Linked DNA regions of Homo sapiens: region 2 is linked to region 1. A link is a contact called in ENCODE Hi-C or POLR2A ChIA-PET data. All regions are on one chromosome and are shown on one strand. Each heading gives the region's core, a stretch centred on a gene start or an enhancer-like site at or near the end of the contact. The rest is flanking DNA. Distances are from core to core; before and after follow the strand shown. Region 1 overlaps ELL2 (elongation factor for RNA polymerase II 2). Region 2 overlaps LOC101929710 (a long non-coding RNA gene).

Region 1 (3,803 bases), core at 732-3,231:
GCAGATCCAGGAACCATCCTTAGATAAGTAACCTGAAAAAACCTTTTAAATATGAAATTAAGGCCAGGCTCACACCTGTAATCCCAGCACTTTGTGAGGCTTGAGGTGGGTGGATCACCTGAGGTCAGGAGTTCGAGACTAGCCTGGCCAATATGGCGAAACGCCATCTCTACTAAAAATACAAAAAATTACCCAGGCGTGGTAGTGGGCGCCTGTAATCCCAGCTACTTGGGAGGCTCCGCTTGAACCCTGGAGGTGGAGGTTGCAGTGAGCCGAGGTCGCACCATCGCACTCCAGCCTGGGCAACAAGAGCGAAATTCCGTCTCAAAAACAAAAAAAGGGGGGATTAACTAATGAACTTGGCAAAACACAACAGCCTTGAATCCATGGGCAAAAGTTTAGCATTGTTTTTTAGTTTCCCCACATGATTCTGTCGTATATAATAAGTATATGTCACTATTATAAAAAAGAATTCAAAAAAGAACAAGAGCACTGCATTGGCAGTTGCTACTCAAGGGGGCTGACATTTAAAGACTTCTAAGGAGAAGTCGTTTGCAGTTAAAGAGGTGAACCCCCTCAGCAGCAGAGCCAGAGGCTGTCCTGGAAGACTGGCTGCAGACAACTGACCCTTCCTGGGCCAACTAAGTGGTAGGTGATAGCTGCCTTTCAAGGCCCTCCTAGAGAACTCTAAAACCATACACTACCTCAGATGAGAGGGTACTCAGCAAGGTTTCTCAAGTTCCTGTTAGTTAAGAGATGATAACCAGCATTATGGTTTCATACTGTATCATTCCCCAATAAGTATAGCTTTCACACTACTGTTAAGCAGAAGTAACACATTTTAAATCTAAAATGATCTTTACTCTGGAAATGAAAAGGGCTAAACAGCATAGTTTAACATTGTCCACCATGAGATGCTACTAATAGAAAAAAAGTGTTCAGACAGCCCAGATTCCATTTTCCCTTTTACATTCTAGCTATTTTGCACATTTGTTCATTTTCAAAGCTATCCAAAGTCAGATTTGTTTGCTCTTTCCCTCTCCATTTTTCCAGGCTCTTGCAACTTAATTATTTTCTTCTTACAGAGGCCTTTTATTCTGCAAAAAAGCTAGAATTATGTGTCCAAGTTATAATTTCTGTGATAACCAGTTACAAAAATGTCCCCAGCTCAGCATTTAGCAACTTGTTGTCACAACAAGAAAACATTATAACCATTACTAAATTGAAATGATCAGATTTTACTCTTATCTCCTCTAAAAATTAATTTGAGGGCAGAACTTAAATAAAAATCAATCTATCTTTACACTTTGTATTATTATGTGCAGAGGTTCAAGCACTTTGTCAGCAGTAAACCATCCCTTTGGGGGACCCAAGTGAATGACTGTGCATTGATAAGACTGTCAGCTTTGAAGAGTCAGATCCCTAAAATCTTTCATAATCAAATGCTTAGCCTGGCCCCAGAACAAAGGACAGGATTCTCTATACTTAAAGGCCAACGAATACAGCTCAGAGCGGGGGGAGGCACAACCTGCTCATGCAGACAAGGGTAGATTTGGGATGAGCAGGCTAAATGGCAGCCTTTCAATTGCAAGGGTGGCTCCAGGACTCTATTTCTGGAACTTCTTACTTTTCTGATTTGCAAATTATGGGAAAAGAATTTGCAAACTTTCTAAAATTAAGCCGCTCTCTCCATTGGCAGACATATGAACTTACATCAAATAATCTGGGAGTTCAATTGCTGAAGGTTCCATGGAGGCAGTGCAATCCTCTTTAACTCCTATGAAGAAAAAAAACAAAATCAGAGCATTCATCAACTACGAAGGTTATCAAATGCCTGTAATTCTAAAATAGATTAGAAACATCTGGAACACTTTTCCTCAAATTCTATTCTTCCATCTCAATAAGCAACAGTGAGCAAGGAATACAATTGAACATGAACAATAGAGGCCCTATGACCAGCGCCAGCAGAACCGACGCCAGGCATTTAAAGCACCCTGGCTACTGCAGTGTCTGCACAATAAAGGAATTCCATCTTAACCCAAGGTCAGTCTTCTATTCTTTCAACAACAGTTGTGGCATCTGCCCAGCAATTCAAAGATTGTGGTGGCAGATGCAGCCAGACAATGGGAGATACAAATTTTACATCAACATCTACTTTTCATGGGATTCAAACAAGGCGGATGAGACAATAGAGTCAGGTAGCCGACTGCTTTGGTCACTGTATTTTTATTGCCTCCCTTTTTTGTATGCAGACAGTGGAATTTGGTAGAAAGTTTTCCCATTGGTTTAAAGTAATTTAAAATAAGGTATTATTGAATGTCGATTTATATTCCTATAATCTCTAGCACTCATAACACTAAACAGATTTTTTTTTTTTTAAGGACAAAAGAAGTGCTAAACATTGTGGCTACACAGTGAAAGTATGTAAATCCCTCAGTATGCCATTTGCTTAAATGCACCATGTCCAGAGGATATGTTTAGATTCTTTATCAGGGTAATTTTTTATCATTGAAAGTAGGGTTAAACTGATAACTCAAACCCTAATCATGCCCACTGGCAAAACATATAAAAGTGAATGTTAGGTAATTTCTCGGTTTAATATTTTAAAGGACAAAGTACCCTAAACAAATATTAATACATAGACTCTGAGTGCATGCTGCTCACCTATAAATTCATGCTTGGGTAAAAGAACATGCTTTTACGATAGTCTGAGTCTTAAAGAGAAAGGCATCAAGTGCAGGTCACCTGGCTTCCCTTCTGCCATAGACACCAGATAAATTCCAAAAAATGCAGGGGATGTGGGTCTAGAGCTTTCCTAACTTTGTAATTATCGCAACTGGTTCTGAAAGTTACTATATCCTCAGTAAAGAATTCAAAGAGACTAAGTCTGCTTCTCCAGGTCTCCAACTCTGAGAACACTTGGAACTCTGATGTAGATCTCAACATACTGAAATCCAGTTTTCCTGTCTCTAGCCTTTGACTCAGAAGCACCACCTGAGGGTGGAAAGTGTGGAGAGTGGAGTTTACCCAGTGGCTTATGAACTCTGAACATAGAGTTCTACTTCATTTCTTTTCCTGACCTGACAAATTCAACTATAAGAGTGTTGAGGGAAAAAGCTTACACCTACCTTTTGTGCCATTACATAGTATTATATTGACTGAAATATTTAAACAGAAATGCTTTGACATGCAATGTATCCAATCTAGATCAAGAAAAGCACATATCATATCATATTCTACAGCGGCTTCTTTGGAAGTAACACTAAAAGAAAATAGAGCTTCTCTCATATGGCAAAGATGGTCAATTAAATCTAAGGATTACAGACTTTCAGAATCATGAGCAAAATACAGAAAGACAACACTCCTTATAACTCTACTCATTAAAGTAATTTTTCCAAAGCCATATTTTCCTATGGAATTTTGCCTTAGTTATTCTGGTTTTAAAACTGGCAGCAATGCCAAATGGTGAACTTGGATCTTCTATGTGGTGGCATGCAAGGAATTAAGTTTTAGAGGACATATTTTTTAAATAAGAAAAATCTAATTTTGTCAGTTTTTAACACTCAGGACATCTTAGGCAAGCAAGCTTTTTATGAATTAGCTTTTCTTTAGAGGTAAAGCTTTAAGTTTCTTTGGATCTCTAGATATTTAGCATTTAAGCTCCTAAAGCTTTGAAATGGCTAATTTTACAAATAACAATTGATGTTAGTTCACTAAAACAGGACTCTCAAAATTGGGGGAAAAACCCCTAAACCTTAAGATCTATTAAGCGAACGCTAGCCAACAGTCTTGCAAAAGACAAA
Region 2 (3,803 bases), core at 391-2,890, 280 kb after region 1:
TGGTTATTTTTCTTAAATATTCCTATTCCAGCACTAAGAGTACAGAGTTAATTCCTTTATGAGGTCCTGTTTGAAGTGCAACTGCTGATGTATAATTTCACAAACATCATTCCGCCTCTAGTAATGTTATTTCCTTGCAGCAATAATAGTCCAAGTGGGTAAGTGCTACCATAGCGGAAATTACAGGGAGCTAAGGGCTCGTCTAGCTCTATTTTGGAGGCTAGGTAAGGCTTTCTGAAATAAGAGGTTTCTAAACTGTGATCTGAAGGACAAAGAGAATTTTCCCAGGCCCAGGGAATAGGAGGACAAGACAGAAAAGTCTTCTACACAGAGGAACATGTGCAAAGGCCTTCGGAGAGAGAGAGAATGTGGTACATTTGGGGAACTGCCAATAATTTGCATTTGGCTGAAGTGTATAGTTCAAGAGATAAAGTGATAAAAGAGAAGGCAGTCTAGAGAAAGGAGCAGGAGCTGATTACAGATAAGCTTTGCTGAAGATTTTAGGCTGAGGAAAAGGACAACTTTTATTCATTAATTCAGCAAAACTTTATGAAGTGCCTTATGTGCTATGCACTGTTTTAGGCACTGGGAATACATCAGTGAACAGACAGAAGTCCCCACCTTCATTCTGTCTACATTCTAGGGGGCAAGGTAGATAGCAAACTAAGAAATTCTTAGGTAAGATGCCAAGTTTTTGAGGATTTTTGAGTTTGATGCAATATGGAAGCAATTTTTCAACTGGTAACACTTGAGAAGTCACAGGTTAACACCAAAGAATATGTATATTTTTGACAATGCCACTTGAGATTTTGGCATACTTTCACTTTTCTGAGTGAAACTAAACTAAAAGTTTGTCAGTCACAAGGACTGGCTTTTCTTTCTTCCTGAGCCCCTTCTGATAAGGACCTTTTCATAACCCTGTATCGCATGAGTTCTCAATGGTGTTAATTAAATTAGTAGAGCAGTAAATTGGTAGTGAGGCTGCTACTGCTTTCTTAAATAATTTGGAGCTCAATGGAATTACATTGTTTTGCAGAGATTCTTTAATAATGTGCCTTTAAGCTTAGGACTGCATCATCTAAATTTCTCTGTCATAGAACTTTTTGGAAATTGTACCAAACTGGGAGTATATGCTATTATAATACTTAAGAATTCAAATAACTTTTCATGTCTTAATGCATTTGCCCTAAAGTAAGAGTTGGTCACACATGTGAGTTGAATCTAAGAAGTTTAGTTTTGTGATTGAGCAAATTTATTATTATGATTATTATTATTAATTTTAGAGATGGTGAAATTATCCCTCATTAAAAAATCTACTCTGCACTTTACCAACGGAGTAGATTTTGCTGAAGTGCTAACAGATTGCTCTAAAGATACATTCCAAATTACCACCAACTTCCTATTTTGGGAAAAAAAGAAAGGAATCCAGTTTTAAGCCTCTGTCTCTTTAAAACAAAATGCGAGGTGGTGAACTATGTGGCACTTTTGATTATATGTTGAAACCACACTAAGTCCCTGAAATCCAAGAGAATATTGTACTCTGGTCCTTTGTGCAGAATGCTCACATGAGTGCTTACAGGAACCAATCCAGAAGCAAATTGCTGCTGATAGTAACTGACAGCATGAATTACTGCATTTTCAGAGACTCTGCCAGGATCAACCCGTATGATCTCACTTTTGCTCATATAGCAAGCTGAATATGTGCATGTGCTAGAACAAGCCTCCCAAGTTCAGGGAATGGCAAGGTCTCTCAGCAGTTTGAAAATAGCCAGCACCTTTGAAATGAATCACTGTGGCATCTAGTCAGCTCATACTTATAAAACCGGTTTTTCTTTGGTTAATTTCTGACCTTAAGCATGTAAAATCTCTTAGAAAAAGGAGGAACTGATTCATCTGTTTATTTGTCATGTGAAAACCAGACAAGTCAATGAGTGCTGAGGACAACATCAATTTCTCCTTAGCAAGCCGAGCTGCTTCTGGTTCTGCAACTCACTCTGGTCCGTTTGGAGACGTTTTGCAGCTAGTGATTCCCCTGTTGATTCTTAACAACTTTCAGAAATCTTCCTGTAATTTTGAACAAATAAGAACATTGAAGGAAGAACTGTACTCTTCGCTAGAAATACTCAATTGACATAAAATATATCTGATGGAAAATGCTCTAAAAATGAATTCATATTTTGTATACCAACACAACCAAGATCACTAAAATATAATTCAAACATGAGAAGAACTCATCTCAAATATACATATCTGGACATAAAAGTAGGAACTGGAAACATTTGTCCAAAAGATGAAACCATAGATTCAATATCCACAACCACAACCCAAGATCAGTCTCAAGATTTCTTCCATTATTTCAGGACATTATAAAACTCACCTAAATAGTAATAAAATTGCAGGGGAATCTGCATGATTTAATGCCTTTGCCCATCATTAGCAATGTAATCTAGTATTTCTGGGAAAACATAGACCTTCTGAGGTCTTTAACTCTGTTCTTGGCAGACAAAAAGCCTTCCAGGTCATCTTTAAAGACATATTTATTTTTAATTCTTAGGTCTACACATGTTTTCTGTTAATAAGTTGGAATCTTAAGATTGTATTCACTTCTTTATTTATTTTAAAAAATACTCAGTTCTCCTGAAACAATGGTGCCTTTGAAAATGAGGGGGCTAATAGAATAGAAGAAAAAAAAAGAAGCCTTTCCTTCTTTGTTCCATGTTTTGCTTTCTCTAGAAGGGGTGATGGGCTCTAGTCTTTGCAGGATATTTCTCAGTGAGTTAGCACTGCTCTAATGGTGGCCTTTGAGAGAAAGAGGAAAAGTGGGAGAGCCTTGTTTGTTATGGGGGAGCACTGGCTGGTTGAAGACAATCTGAAGGGGAGGTTTTTATCTTGGAGAGCCCTTCCTGGGGAAAATCAGAGGTGGAGATAGACAATCCCAGCATGGTACATGGGATAATATGATGGAGTAATGGGTGCATAGATGAGAGAGCACTTATCTCTCAACTTGGACATTTTACAGGCCTATTTATACGGGCCTCATTCAACAGGTTCAAACTCAACTGATTACTTCTTGCTCCTCCTTCTGTGTTCCTGATCTCAATGAAGCCCCATCTTCCATCCCAGCAAGAAGAGAGAGAAACTTAGGGGTTCCCTCTTGACTCTCTTTTGCCCTTGTACACCAATCAGTCACGAAGACCTGTCAATTATAACTCATTTATCTCTCTCAAGTTCTCAAATTTCATCTTCTTCTCATACTAAATACATATATGTCCTCTCCTTTACAAATAAGCCTGCTAACTGCCCCATCCTTGGTCTCTCCAATCTGATCTCTATCTACACTGTCTAAAACACACATATGACCATCTCATTCTTTTACTTAAAAGGCTCTCCATTGCGTTCAGGAAAAAAATAAAATCAAAACTCCCTTAAATGGAATATTTACCTCTCAATGAATATTCCCTGTCCTACCCTTGCTTCATCACAGGTTTTGTCTTGAATGCCCTCTCTCTGTCCTTTCTTCTCCTGGATAATTCCTACTTATCTTTCACATTTTGATTCAGCTATTACCTCCTCCTGGAAGACTTCCCCAAACCTCTTCCTGACCCTCATCACAAAAGGTTCCCAGTGTCCCTTGTTTTGACCACTGTGCTAATACATCATGTATCTTGAGGGCAAGTGCAGGGTTTTCATTGTTTCCAACTCAGCAGCTAGCATAGTGCCTGGCACATTGTAGATGAATGAATATGGGGATTAATCAGACAAAGTGACACAGAGAAGGCGGAGTTGTGCTGACTCACACTTGA

What was found. A loop is a pair of places that touch in the nucleus more often than their neighbours do. ChIA-PET counts read pairs that join two places held with the same protein, here RNA polymerase II (POLR2A). Pooled maps may share reads with other maps.
Region 2: a loop to region 1 is called in a map of Calu3, with 1.9 times the contacts of the local background. The contact joins two enhancer-like sites. A Hi-C loop is called at or near these places in 1 of 168 maps with a recorded cell type or tissue (Calu3), 4 of 37 single-sample maps with no recorded cell type and 4 of 50 pooled maps. POLR2A ChIA-PET finds 5 or more read pairs at or near these places in 1 of 52 experiments (HepG2).

The regions. Positions count from the first base shown.
Region 1 is chr5:95,893,915-95,897,717 of GRCh38, forward strand. It overlaps ELL2 (elongation factor for RNA polymerase II 2), which reads right to left. Exons shown (of 12, transcript NM_012081.6): 9 at 1,714-1,777. Among named protein-coding and RNA genes, the nearest start is that of LINC01554, 44 kb to the left of the region's middle. Within about 2 kb of position 1,982, at least 3 of the 41 ENCODE cell types and tissues checked have a DNase peak (open chromatin) inside an H3K27ac peak, as active enhancers do.
Region 2 is chr5:96,175,836-96,179,638 of GRCh38, forward strand. All of the region lies in intron 1 of LOC101929710 (a long non-coding RNA gene), which reads left to right. It also overlaps a transcript of CAST not described here. Among named protein-coding and RNA genes, the nearest start is that of MIR583, 99 kb to the left of the region's middle. Within about 2 kb of position 1,641, at least 3 of the 41 ENCODE cell types and tissues checked have a DNase peak (open chromatin) inside an H3K27ac peak, as active enhancers do.